Regions from separate parts of the Homo sapiens genome. Here region 2 is linked to region 1. Evidence: chromatin loops called from intact Hi-C (ENCODE). Cell type or tissue: endothelial cell of umbilical vein. All regions are shown on one strand. Each heading gives the region's core, and the rest is flanking DNA. Links, peaks and the distances in the headings are about the cores only.

Evidence for each region. Peaks named below come from ENCODE experiments on the same cell type or tissue, not always from the same donor. Only the 100,000 strongest peaks of a DNase experiment are listed, where the experiment ranks them.
Region 2: a loop joins it to region 1, with 4 times the contacts of the local background. A loop is called at or near these places in 1 of 110 quality-filtered maps.

The regions. Positions count from the first base shown.
Region 1 is chr5:137,626,446-137,633,588 of GRCh38, reverse strand. KLHL3 (kelch like family member 3) reads left to right here. Exons shown (of 15, transcript NM_017415.3): 13 at 5,152-5,292. Among named protein-coding and RNA genes, the nearest start is that of MIR874, 18 kb to the left of the region's middle. RefSeq lists an enhancer at 2,631-3,381 and a silencer at 3,768-3,937. In endothelial cell of umbilical vein, for the core only: a CTCF peak has its summit at 3,865 (motif pointing left); a DNase peak (open chromatin) is centred at 3,818.
Region 2 is chr5:137,693,338-137,700,480 of GRCh38, reverse strand. KLHL3 (kelch like family member 3) reads left to right here. Exons shown (of 15, transcript NM_017415.3): 4 at 2,073-2,194. Among named protein-coding and RNA genes, the nearest start is that of KLHL3, 39 kb to the left of the region's middle. RefSeq lists a silencer at 4,815-5,015 and an enhancer at 3,243-6,203. In endothelial cell of umbilical vein, for the core only: a CTCF peak has its summit at 4,261; DNase peaks (open chromatin) are centred at 3,900 and 4,350; H3K27ac peaks cover 2,104 bases.

The DNA of each region.
Region 1 (7,143 bases), core at 2,456-4,955:
AATCAGCCATTGATGGATACTTAGATTGATTATATGACTTTGTGGTAGTCAGTAGTGCTGCTTTAAACATAATAACTGTACATGTCTTTTTAATATAATGATTTCTTTTCCTTTGCATAGATACCCAGTAGTGGGATTGCTGGGTCAAATGGTAGTTATATTTTGAGTTCTTTGAGAAATCCCCATACTGTTTTTCCATAGAGGTTGTATTAATTTATATTTCCACAACAGTGTATAAGCATACCCTTTTCTCTGCAACCATGCTAAAGTCTTTTTTTTTTTAAACTTTTTTTTTTTTTTTTTTTTTTTTGAGATGAAGTCTCACTCTGTTGCCCAGGCTAGAGTGCAGTGGCGCTATCTCGGCTCACTGCAAGCTCCGCCTCCCGGGTTCCGCCATTCTCCTGCCTCAGCCTCCCGAGTAGCTGGGACTACAGGCACCCACCACCATGCCCGGCAAATTTTTTGTATTTGTAGTAGAGTTGGGGTTTCACCCTGTTAGCCAGGATGGTCTCAATCTCCTGACCTCATGATCCACCTGCCTCGGCCTCTCAAAGTGCTGGGATTGCAGGCATGAGCCACTGCACCCGGCCTTTTTTGACTTTTTAGTAATAGCCATCTGTAAGATGATATCTCACTGTGGTTTTAATCTTCATTTTTCTGATGATTACGATGTTAAGCATTTTTTCATATGATTATTGGCCACACTGGCATGCCTTATTTTGAGAAATGTCTGTATGTATATCCTTTGCCTGCTTTTTAATGGGGTTGTTTTTTCCTTGTTGAGTTGTTGGAGTTCCTTGTATATTCTGAACATTAATCCTTTGTTGGGGGGCATAATTTGCAAATATTTTCTCCCATTCTGTAGGTTGACTGTTTGTTGATTATTTCTTATGTTGTGGAGAAGCTTTTTTTGTTTGTTTAATTAAGTCCCATTTGTCTATTTTTGTTTTTGTTGCACTTTCCGTTTGGCATCTTAGTCATAAATTGTTTGCCTAGGCCAATGCCCAGAAGAGTTTTTTCTAGGTTTTCTTCTAGGACTTTTATAGTTTCAGGTCTTATATTTAAGTCTTTAATCCATCTTCAGTTAATTTTTGTATATGGTAAGAGATAGAGGTCTAGTTTCATTTTTCTGTATGTGGCTAGCCACATACAACACCATTTATTGAATAGAGAGTCTTTTCCCCATTGTTTTATTTTTGTCGACTTTTTTGAAGATCAGCTTGTTATAGGTATGTGGCTTTGTTTCTGGGTTCTCTATTCTGTTCCATTGTTCTCTGTGTCTATTTTTGGTACCAGCACCATGCTGTTTTAGTTACTATAGCCTTGTAATATAATTTGAAGTCAGGTAATGTGATACTTCTGACTTTGTTCTTTTTGGTTAAGATTGGCTTTGGCTATTCGGGCTCTTTTTTGGTTCTGTATAAACTTTAGGATTGTTTTTTCTAATTCTATGAGGAATGATGTTGATAGTTTGATAGGAATTGTGTTGAATCTGTAGATTCCTTCAGGGAATATGGTCATTTTAATGATATTGATTCTTCCAATCCATGAATATGGGATGTTTTTCCAGTTTGTGTAATCTGTGATTTCTTTAATCAGTCATGAGTGGGTATTGGTTCAACAACTTAACATTTTATTTTACCTCCTCCTCCTCCTTTCATTTTGCTGTATATAATCCTACTAGCACCTTTGCAGCTAGACACAGTACTTTATAAGTTAACCTTTCCTGGGGGATCACTAGAGAATGGATGAGATAATACGCTCCTCCTCATCATACCTTATGTTTCTATGAAGGTGTTTATATCTTTTGAAAGTTAAGGCTTACTATGTGCCAGGCACTGTCCTAACAAGTACTTTTTATGCCTCAATCCATTTAATCCTCACTGCAGCCCTACGAGGTGGATACAATATGAATTGCACTTATCAGATTTAGAAAGGAGGTCTGCCAGTGGTTGAGTAATTTGCCCAAGGTCATATAATTAGTAATGCTGACTCCAGAGTTAGCTTTTTAAATCCCTAAATTATCAGTCTTATTCCTCTGAAGTAGTAGGACAAGTCTTCAGTTGACAAAGCTGAGCTTGCCTGTCTGGAATTGAAAGCCAAGCTATTAGTGTTCATGTCTGGAGATAACTTATGTCCCCCACTCCCACTTTTCCTCACTTCAACCTATTCCCCAACATGTGAAGAAAATGACTTTTCAAAAGGTTTTCCACTTCTACTTTTTGTCAGAAAACCAGAAGCTCTATGATCCTTTGGGATTTTTCAGGAAGCAGAGCAACAGCCCCTTCTCCCCTGCTTTGTCTTCCCATCCATTGTCTTAGAGGCCCAAAGGGAAGGGTCTGAGGGCAGACAGAGGCATCAGTCCACTGGCTCTTTACTGCTGGTTCCTGTGGTCAGTGGTGACTGATTACCAATCTGATCCTGGCGGGAAGACTGTGTGACTTCTGAGAAGGGAAGCCACATTCCCGCAATGTTATTCCTTTCTCTCTCTCTCTCTCTTTTTTTTTTTTTTTTTTTTTGTATTTTTGGAGATTGAGTTGTGATCTCGTTTTATAGTACCAAACATATGACCACTTCCTCATCATTCTTTAAAAAGTATGCTATTTTAATATTTTTAAAGAGCCTTTGTGTGCTCACTGGTTTCAAAAATAAAATCTGCATGATTCCATTTAAGAAGTGTTTGTGTTTGGAGTGCTATTTTTAGAGAATTTTTGTCTCTGCTGATTCTGACAGGTTGGCCCTTCCTGAACGTGGGGCCATTGCCTGGAAGTCAGGAGGCCCGGGACTTGGTGCTGGGTCTGCTGTCATTTGCCATATGACCTTCCTTGGGCAAATCCCTTCCCTTATTCTGGCCTCTAATTCCTTATATGTGAAATGAGTGGGTTGTAGGGTTGTAGTAGGTGTTCCCTAAGAACCAAGTCGATCCACAAATCCCATGATTCTTTTCCCGTCATAAACCTCTTTCAGACATTTTGGTTTCTAAAGTTTTGGTAGAGTCTTCGTACTCCCTAGAAATCCTCTGTTGTGACGTAAGGGTGAGAGCTCAGCATGCCTGGGGCAGCACACCCTGAGATGTGTGACTGCTCCTAGGGCCGAAAGCCTGGGGAGGCAGCCAGGCACGAAGTTGGAGGGCAGACCTGCCTTAGGAAGCTCAGGCTTGTCTCTGTGGAGGGAGCCGCCTTTGGAGACTACAGCTGCTTTGTCTCTGCCACGCTGCTGAAATGGTTATTGCTGGGTGGACATCACCTGGCCCTAGTCCTGTCTCTTACCTACACTGGAGGACCTGGAGGGTGACACCTCTATTGCCTGGGAGTCCAGTGTCCCTGGGAGGCACACTGACCTTGATTTAGGAAATCAAAACCAAGCCTTTTTCCTGAGGTTACTGTCAGAGCCCTGGCCTCAGGCTCCCAGGTCAGCCTTTCTTCAGTGCTTCACTTTCGTAAGATTTGGGCAAGTCTCACCTCTGGAGTTGGGAACCCACATGCATGTCGAGGTGGGTGTTTTTGGCTGAAGACCCAGAGACCAAAGGCCCTGGCCTTTGGCTGCCTGAGGCCCTTTGAGGTGCCAGGAGCCCCTGTGGCTCTAGGTCCAGGAAACGGCTGCATGAATGTTTATGGATGAGGCTGCACTAGGGCAGAGGCAGAGTTGCCTGAGTGCCTGGAACGCAGCTCGCTTCCTCAGCAGGGTGTGGGCAATGCCACCAGATGGTTAGGGGAAAAAAGAGGCCATCTCTCAGGGAATGCGTGTTCCTGCTGAGCATGGAGGAAAGGAAGGTGAGGCAGCTTTGGAACTCAACAAATTTTATTAAACCTGTCAGTTAGAGAGAGCCATTGTTGGTACAACAGCACCATCTGCTGTTAGTTTAGAGCAACTGCTAGGAGCTACTAGCATACCTGCATAATTGCTGGGAGGGATTTTATTAATTTATATTTTTGTTATTCAAGCAATATCTCTTGAGAACCTACTGCTGTGGAGCACAGGGAAGCAGACGAGGACAAGGTAAAAACAGTCCTCATCCATATGGAGTTATAGTCTACAAGTCTGGTTCTTGGGTCTGAAACCTGACTGCACATCCCAGTCACCTGAGGAACTTTCTGCACATCCCAGTCACCTGAGGAACTTTTTCTGACTCCTGACCAGTGTGGAATCTGTCTTTCAAAAAGCTTCCCAGTCGATTGAGATGCAGCCTGCCCATGGAGTGGAGAAGTCTGTGGTCCATGTGAACTACTGATCTAGTACAACTCTTTCCCTTTACAAATAGGGAAACTGAGGCCCAGAAAGGGGAAGGGTCACCCAGTGAGCAAGTCAGAGAGACAGGTCCAGAACACAGGTGTCCTAGCTACCAGGTCAGTTGCACTTTCTAGATACTGTGCTGTCTTCCTTCTTTATGGCTTTCATCTTCTTGTTGTATAAAAGGATTTTAAAAGATTATACTAAAACTTGTAAACGAAGCAATTCTAGCACTCAGCTCAGGCTGATCAACACGGTGAGTGATCTGATAATGCCCTCTGCAGTACAGGAGGAGAGAAGTGGGCAGAAAGGTCAGCTTCTGCTTACACGACCAGCAGGGAGGCCTCCCTGATGATAATTTCAGCACTTTTGCTGTGTGGCTAGTTTCAATTTTTAACTCTTTTTACTCAACTAATATAAGGATGAGTAAGTAATACAGCATTGTAGGAAAACTAGGCAATATAGATAGGCAAAAAAGGAAAATGAATGTAATTTACCACTCAGAAATAATTATTCTTAATATTTTAATGGATTTATTTCAGTATTTTTTGTCTTTTTTTCTTTGCTTATGAACATCCTCTCCCGTATGTATGTATGTATGTATGTATGTATGTATGTATGTATGTCTGTCTGTCTGTGTGTGTGTATATATATATATATATTTTTTAATGTTTTTTAAAAACAGAATTTGGGTCACATTTGCATTATATTTCAAAGTTTTGAGGTTGCTAGTCTTATGAGGAGGCAGGTAGGGTGTCATTATATTTGTTTTACAGATGAGGACACTGAGGTCCAGGGAGACAAAATGGCACTCCCCAAGTCCCCTCACTGGTCAGGGCTGTCCAGGACTGGATGCCAGGCCTCCTGATTTCTGGTTACTGTAGTCAGCATGAGGCTGGGATGCTGTGCTCTGCCTTTCAGGGGTTGGAGTGCTTAGCGGACAGCTGTACGCCACAGGTGGGCATGATGGGCCTTTGGTGAGGAAGAGCGTTGAGGTTTACGATCCTGGAACAAATACCTGGAAGCAAGTGGCAGACATGAACATGTGCCGGCGCAACGCAGGTAATGACTGCTCTCTCCATCTCCCCTTTGGGGGTTGTGTGCCTTTTCTCCCTGAAGACACTGGCTCTAAACAGCAGGGAGATTTCCCAGGGTCTGGAGCTGAGCGTATATCCTGAACAGGGAGTGTGCATTTGCCAGGTGGGCTCTTGATTAGAGGAGGGGAGAAATTGAGACCCCAAAAGCTAGCTGCAGATCCTGCAACCTAGATGCAGAGGATCCCCTTTCCCCGCAGTGAAGGGTGATGACTTTTACCGCACACAGATGAGCACAGACCTGGGAAAGTCCTCTGGTTGCCATCAGTGCCCGCTGCCCAACAGCTTTAGTAGGTAGCTAAGGACAGGGCTCTGTGGACAAGGGCCAGACAATGGCACTTGGTTCTATCTTTTCTTTGCCAGTGCCTGGCTAGGAGAACTTCTCACTTCCTACTTGAAAGCAGTCTCCTTCCTTGCAGGGACAGTTGGACCCTTGATGAGTTCTCCTTTCCTTATTGCTTTCTTTGTATTCCTGTCTTTGCTTTCCTTCTTGTCTCCTATGCCTTCCTGTAGGAAAGATTTACTGTAGTGTATTTAGGTTTATATTTCTTGGAGCATGAGGCCCCTTTTAAGCTATTTCCTTTTTGAGCTTTGCCTTGTGGGTCGTGTACTGTGTCAGTATATCCTTTATGCCTCTTTGCTTTAGGAAAGTGTTGGCTTAGCCCAACTTCCCAGGCTGGAAGGACACACAGGTGACTTTCAGGCAGATCCATTTTCATTATTCTCATATTACCTGTTTGCTAAGCCCATTCGTGGCTGACTTGGAAGTGTAAACCGGGGGGGGGGGTGGTGATATTTACTAATTTACTCATTGCCTAAGCCTGCTGCCAAGTTCTCATTTGGCTTTAAGCCACATGAGCAAAGAATTACAGGACCCTTAAGGCAGCTAGTCTATCTAGAACCTGGGAATTCAGTTTAGATGTAAATGTGTGTTTGTATAAAATTCATACATAGATATTTCTATTTTTTAATAACAAAAATGGAATTACACTATAACACTATTTTATAACCTGTTTTTTAAAAAAACTCACTTTACAATCTCTCATGAACGTCTTATTACAACACTAAACTTATTTATATGATATTATTTTAAATGACTATATCATAATTTAAACAACCAATCTACTATTGGACACAGGTTATTTCCATCTTTTCTATCCTATAAGTAATACTTGAGTGATTATAAATGGTCTTTATAGCTAAATTAGTACACACATTTAAAATTATTTCTTTAGAATAAAAGGCCAGAAATGGATTTTTTTTTTTTTGAGACAGGATCTCGCTCTCTCAGGCTAGATTGTAGTGGCATAATCTTGGCTCTGCAACTCTGCCTCCTGGGCTCAAGAGATCCTCCCACCTCAGCCTCCTGAGTAGGTGGGACCACAGTTATGCGCCATCACGCCTGGCTAATTTCTGTATTTTTTGTAGAGACAGGGTTTCACCATGTTGCCCAGGTTGGTCTTGAACTCCTGGGCTCAAGTGATCCATCTGCCTTGGCCTCCCAAAGTGCTGGGATTACAGGTGTGAGCCACTGTGCCTGGCCAGAAGTAGAATTTTTTAATCAGAGGAAGCACATGTATTTTAGACGCCATCCAGGAGGGTGTCCATTTTTTCGTCTCACCAGTATTTGAGAGTACCTTCAGCAACACTGATAATTACTACTTTTTAGAGTATCACCAATCCCTTAATCTAATTTTGAAAAAATACACAACATATTGGACTGTGGCCTTTGAAAGTCTTAATGAGCAATAATTCATTACATTTTCCTATGCCTTAGACCCTGCTGTATGAGACCTTGCCCAAAATCCATCTCCCTTTG
Region 2 (7,143 bases), core at 3,024-5,523, 66 kb before region 1:
AACCTGACTTTCAACCACAAATTCCACAGGCAGAAAACAGTCAGCCCAGGCTCTGATTTACACTGCTGTGAGGGCTTCTGAATCTCTTGGTTCTTACAGTCCGGCTGCTCTATTTTTTAAGTCTTATTTTTTGAGGGCTAACTCCTTAAACAAAGAATTGGCTATCTTTGATTATCTTTTGCAGTGTAATTACCAACTGGACCCTCATCAATGAACTTTTTAATAGCTTAACTTCTGATTTCCTTGTGTATGCATGTTTTTGTTTGTGTGTCTCAATAAACTCAAGAGAGAGATTGTGGATCCTGTCTTATGGGTGGAGGAGTAATATACTGTTTTTCCCTTGTTTCTTTACCTGTTCATTCTGCCCCAGGGCACTGTGCTGAGGCCTTTCACAGGCTTTCACTGGCAGTCAGAGAAGAGAGAACAGGGTGGAGGGTCTCAGGTCCACCTGATCTGGCAGTTAAGGGAGCAGGCGGGGTTTGGAATGTCTCCCCCGCTACTTTTCTCTCCGTTCCAGTCATTCAGCTCTAGAACTGTGTCAGGATGGGACTTTGGATTGGTGGAGGAATCATGTGCAGTCCGTGCAGCTTGGAGGTGGGTGTCTGCAGCCCACATGCTGTACTGTACTTTATTTTCTTGGCTCTGGTGTATGAATTCCACAGAGAGAAAACAACTGCCCAGGCTCTGTTTTCACACTCACATTGAGGCTTCTGGATCTCTTGTTTCTTGCAGTTAGGTTGCCCTTTATTTCAGTCTACAAAGACATGTGTTGCCTGTCTTTCCTGAAATCAGCAGCCCTTGTTGAATGGGCCTGGCTTTCGATAAACCCGTGTGTTGTATATAGAGTGCAGGCTGAAGGCAAGGGGCCTCAGGACCGTGGAAATGTGGTGCTGCTATTGCCGTTATTTACAGCCCTGCCTTCTCTCTTTTTTGGATTATTATCAGGGCCTCCAGCTGTTCTCCCTGCATGTGATCTAGCTTCCACCCTGCATCCAAAATTTCGTTCAAAAATGCCCATCTGTTGATGTCATTTCCCTGTTGAAAACCTCTCAATGGTGCTACACCTGGGATAAAGTCCCAGCTTGACTTACAGGGCTTGTCAAGCCCTGGCCCCATCTACCTCTCCAGCTTCCTTCTTCTCACTGTTACTCCATGTACCAGCCACACCAACCTCTCGCCATTTCACCAAAATTTATTCTTTTGGTACTTTCTTCTCTTTGCACGAATGGATCCCAGATTCAGCTCATCCTTCCTCACCTTTGCTGCCTGTAGAACTCGTCCTCATCCTCTAATACCTCTCTCAAATGTGACCTCTTAATAGGATGCCTGACTGGAGTTCCCAGGAGAGATTTGTTGCTCCCTCCTCTGTGTTCTTGGGATTTAGTATAGCGTAGTGGTTACAAATATGGACTCTAGAGTCAGACTCCCTGGGTTTCAACCCAACTTGGCCTTTCCTAGGTGTGTGACTGTGGGCAAAATGAATTACCTACCCTCCTGTGCTCAGTTTCTTCATCTGTAAAATGGCAATAATATTAATAAACCTCAAGGTTGTTGTGAGGATTAAAAGACTTTAAAGTGCTTAAGTGTGTGGCCATAGTTAGCTCTCAAGAAATGTTACTTATTATTGTTGTTATCACAATACTTTGTGTATAACTGTCTACTAAGCTCTTATCACCTCTGTTTATAAACACTTTTGTATATCTGCCTTACTAGACTTGTGTTCCTTAAGGACAGGTGCATATCTTGTTCACTTTTTCTGGCCTTGTATATGGAAGTTTACAGTAAATGTTGGTTAAATGAGTGATTGCACACAGATTTGCCTTCACAATGGAAGTGGGCAATAGATAGAGTAAGGAATGCTTAAGGCTGGGTTTGTAGGTGATCACAGACCCAAAGCTGATGTGACCTTGATGTTACCTGGTTTATCCTCTTCTGTGCCTGAATCCCTTCTGCTGCCTCCTGGAGCCCAGGAAGTGCTTTTATGTTTCCAAGACAGGGCAGGAGACCATCTGGAAGGTAAACATATCCCAGGTACCACATTTATGTCATTTTGTTTTTGTTGTAAACTCTAGGTGACATGTCTGAGAGTAAAGCCAAAAAGATAGAAATCAAGGACGTGGATGGGCAGACGCTGAGTAAGCTGATTGACTACATCTATACTGCTGAAATCGAGGTGACTGAAGAGAATGTCCAGGTAAACTCAGGCTCACTAATAGCTCAGTGTATTGCACACTCAGGACCCACCATTTTACAGCGTTATTTTATTTAACCCTCACAACAATTCAGTTGGTTACTGAAGAGGAAACTAAAGCTCCAGAGAGGTCAGGTGACCTGCCCTGGGCCACATGGCCAGGAGGTGGTCGAGCTGGTCCTCAAACTCATGCCTTCCTGGCTTGGGCACCCATGCTTTTAGCCACTAGGCCATGATATCCCTGAATGAGCCTGGGCCCCGGGAGTAGAAGATCTTTAACTCATGTCTTCAAAATCTTGTGAAGGAAAAGCTGGGAGCTTAGGTGACTCCTATTCTCCCCAGGTCATCGTCTCATCTCAGAATTCAAACAGGTGAATAACTTTTGGGTACTAACAGTAAGTGCAAAGTAATTTGGCATAAAATGAGTAGAGGGGAGGTAGTAGAAGTCTATAATTGGAACCAGCTCTCTTTGCTCTTTTCATCATGTATTTATTTAATAACTTTTTTTTCCTGTAAAATACAAAGTGTTTACAAACTTGGATAATTAGAAGATATTCTACTCTGGATCCTTATTGCCTGGTTAGGATTAAGAGGTACATAAAGCAAGGTACAGTTTATGTGGACATAATGTTCACTGTTTGGTGGTCCTGAGTCCAGAAGCTTCTGTCTTATGAGGTTGGGTTATGTCACCCTCCCAGCATGTGGATGCATTCACCAAACTGAAAATTCTCTGAACCTCATTGTTTGGGGACTTTTAATCTCTTCACTTTAAACTGTGGTTAGGTCAAGGGTGATGTTGGAGAAAAAACAAGAAAGATTGGCAAGGGGCTGGGCATGGTGGCTCACACCTATAATCCCAGCGCTTTTGGAAGCTGAGGCAGGCAGATCACCTGAGGTAAGGAGTTCGAAACCAGCCTGGCCAACACAGTGAAACCCTGTCTCTACTGAAAAGACAAAAATTAGCTGGGCGTGGTGGCAGGTGCCTTTAATTCCATCTACTTGGGAGGCCGAGGCAGGAGAATCACTTGAACCCAGGAGGCGGAGGTTGCTGTGAGCTGAGACTGCACCACTGCACTCCAATCTGGATGACAGAGCGAGACTCTGTCTCCAAAAAGAAAAAAAAAAAAAGATTGGGAAGAAGAGAGTTTGGATAAAAACATGGATTCTTCTTCATGCTGTTATGTATCTGCTGAGGCGGTTGCTCACAGGTTGTCTGTGAAGACAGGAGGTATTGAGGATTTGGTGCACCGAGGAGATGAGCATGGAGGCACTGGGGCTTTCCTGAAAGCCTTAGAAACAAGGGTCAGAGATCTGGGGCTTGGTTAAATGGCTGTGAGAGCTACACCTGGAGTCCCTTCCCAGGCACACGTACCTTGGAGGGACCCTGAGTTCCTGTTCCGTGGTGGAGGTACCAGCAGTCATACTTTTATAAGCAAGCATGTGCCCATCAATTCACATGCATTATTCCATTCAATTTTTATAATCACCCATTGGACCATACCAATATGATTCCTCCTTTACAGCTGAAGAAACTGGTGCTCAAAGGGGTTAAATAAACTGCCACGGTCACATAGAGAGTAAGTGGTAGAGTTGGAAGCTGAAGCCAGCCCCCTCTGACTCACTGTGCTCTGTGGCTATGATGAATTCTAGTTTCTCATGAAATGAATGATCAGAACCTTGACTTTGGCTCATAATTATTTACAATAATAAAAACTAACATCAACTGAGCACTTCCTATGTACCAAGCACTGTGCTAACTGCTTTAAATTTTTCTCATTTGATCCTCATAACAAACCTTATTGTCCTCATTTTATTTTTGAGGAGACAGAGGCATTGAGAGGTTAAGTAATTTGTCCTCAGTTGCATGGCTGGTAAGTGGAGGAGTCAAAATTCAAAATGACGCTTAATCACAGTGCTGTTCTGCCAGCTTTCCTGTTCATCTATATACCCCCCCACCTCTTTTCCTTTCTTTCTTTATGTGGCACTGATTCTGTGCCAGACCCACTGTGTGATTGGGGCAGAGACCCTGGGTGGCCCCAACACCTGCGCCCCCTGGCTGATGCCCTCCCTCTGTGCATGGCCCTGCCTCCCTGCAATTCCAGGAGAAGGTGCTTTCTGAGGCAGGGCATTTCCTTTTGTTTTTGCTAGAGGAAGCAAACTCTGTGGCAGGATATCCTCTGCTGTGTTTTCATGTTATCTGAGGAAGAAAAAAAAACAAAACGGGGCCTGCACATGAAAAATGGAGGGGAAGCCATTGCAAGCTGAAGGGTAACCTGTAGACTCTTGCTGGGGGCCATTTCAGGGCCTGTTTTCCAAGAACTGTAATGCTGAGGTGGCAGAAGGCAAGCTAGAAGATTTTTGACTTACGGTAATCTTCCATCCTGATGGGTGGATTTGGCCAACTACTCCTCTGATCTCAGCCTCCTCCCTCCAGGGACCAGGCAGTACTGCCTTAGTTATTCTATGAGGATGGTCTTGCTTCAGAGCTGAGGACCTGCACTTGGCCTTTTGTTCATAATCTTGTCACTGCTGCTGCTTTGAAGAAGTAGAGTTTCAGGCAAGATAAGAGAAGAGGAAGTCCTCTCAAAGCCCTGTTGATGTGGGGAGAGGGAACTGAAGACAGTCATTTCATGGATGTATTGCTCTTTTTTCTTTCAGGGCCTCTGGGAATGTATTTTGTACTTGTGTCTAGATCCCAGAACCCCATTGGATGGGGCCCTAATTTATCCCTGAGACCCAGAGTCTGAGCAGTGATACATCTTCCAGCCTCCAAGCCTTCCCTTCAGCATTCTGATTTCCTTGACTTTTTTTTCCCACACTTTTCTGTATGAAGCAAGTAGAAGGAAGAAAATGGCCTTTGACTCTAAGCTAGTCTCAGAGTCAAAGAGAGGGAAAGAGCAACTAGAGAAACCAGAAGGCCCATTCATTTTAGGAAGTCGGTTTGGGAAGGCTTTTGGGTAGGAGTGGACTCAAACAGGATAAGGGGTGTGGAGAGGTAGAAAGCCTTATAATTTTTGCCTACTAAGTGGGTATTGTGAACAGTAGGGAAGTTGAAAGCCATGTGGGTAGCTCTATCCAGGGAGGTTTTAAAAATGGAAAGTGTAACCTAAGGAGTATATTCAGGAAATATTTATTATTTCATTTCTCTGGCTGGTTGTCATGAGCTTGAGAATTTAAGCACCACACTGTGCTGCTGTCTCCTTGGAAGAGGGGAAGGGGGAAGGGACTGTGTGTCACTGGCATGATCTTGTATATGCGTATGGGGTTGGGGAGCTCGCTGGAATGCAGTCTGAGGGCAGATTGGACTCTCAGAAATCCTCTTGGATGGTGGGTGGTGGGGAGAGGGTTGCTGTTGAATTCCTGCCTCTTCTCACATCTGGCCCTTTTGGAGTTTACCACACCTCTGAGTAGGGTTTGTGCTGGCCAACATTTGATGGCTTCCTCTCCCTCAGGGCTTCTGAGGGTCACTGGTTAGAGGTTACTCCTCCCTAGGATGAACACCTATCCTATTTTGCCCAGAAGCGAGGGGCCTTCTGAGAGGGGGACTTTCAGTGGTAAAAATGGCAAAGTCCCAGGTAAATCAGCATGATTGGTCAACCTATGGCCTTGACACCAGTCTTAACTCTAGCTGATACTGGCCAGGGGGTGTCATGGAGGTCATTTGGAGACTGGGAGCAGAGCTTTTTATTCCTGGTGTGCATTCAGCAAGAATGGTTAATGGATCCCCATTTGACTAGCAGGCAGAGACTAATCTGGTCCTGGAATCTGTTCGGCCGGGCTGAGCAAGCTCACAGGTTAATTGAGTTTCCCAGTTTATGGCTGCTTAGAGGAGATGATGGCTGCTTAGTGGGGAGAGAGTTCAGGTGGTTAGATTTGGATCCTGGCTGTGTTCATTTATAGTCCAAAACTTTCAGAAGAGGGTGATTTTATCTTTTTCTTTCTCAGGAATGTATTAGTGGTTCAGAAAATATCACAGACATGGTGTTAATTTACTGTTTTCCTGCTGGGGATATAGGATAGTGGAAGAGAGGATGGAGGAAGGGAAAAGGAGCACGTTTTCTAGAACTCAGCTGTCGTGAGAGAGAAGTGTAAGCCTGTGGGTAGGAGCAGCTTTCCTTGTTGAGCGTAGGCATTTGGCTCAGGAGTTCGAGCACTGATAGTGGTGGCTCTTGGTGGTTATTGTCTGTGGGCAGGGATAATGAAGGGTGACCGACTGTCCCATTTTTAGCCCTGAAAGTCCTGGGAAACCCCCAGTCCTGGAAAAACTAGGACTGTTGGTAAACCCAGTGGAGGGACAAAGCCCCCAAATGGGCAGTGGGGCAGAGTTTTTGGCCTGAGTACATAAAAGTGATGAGAGTCAGAGCTGAGGACTCAGAGCTGTCTTGGGAGAAAGAGTCCAGAATTTAAAGCACTTAAAAAAAAAAAAAAGAAGTCTTTTTCAAGTGTCCTGAATCAAGAAAACAAATGCATCTGCAGCCCATATCTTCCTGGGCAAGCCCTTGTGGCTGGGAACAGCTAGAGTGTAGCTGGCTCAGTCACTCTCTCAGAGCCAGGGCAGCAGCTGAGAGCAAAGGCCTGGGGCAAGGGGATTATTTTGGGGTGAAGTGGATGCCAGGGTCCCCAAGATAAGCAGCCTTAAATCAAGCTATTCTGTAGTGTGATTTTTTTTCTAAATTTCTTTTTGGAAAATCATTCTCAGACTACCTGCTGCTTCCATAGGTGAAGGGCAGGGTAGCAGAGCTGGAGTGGGACAGGACTTTGGCCTTTTGTCCTGTATGTTTGATCTAGAGGCAGGCTTCAGCAGCTGAGGGAAAGTCCTAGGGAAAATTGATAGAGGTTGGCTGTCTGAGCACCCAGCGGGCCTGCTCAAGCCAGTCTTCCCTGACCCTTAGGAAAAACACATGCATATACACCTGAGCAAGAACTATTTCTGTCTTTCAGGATATAGTATA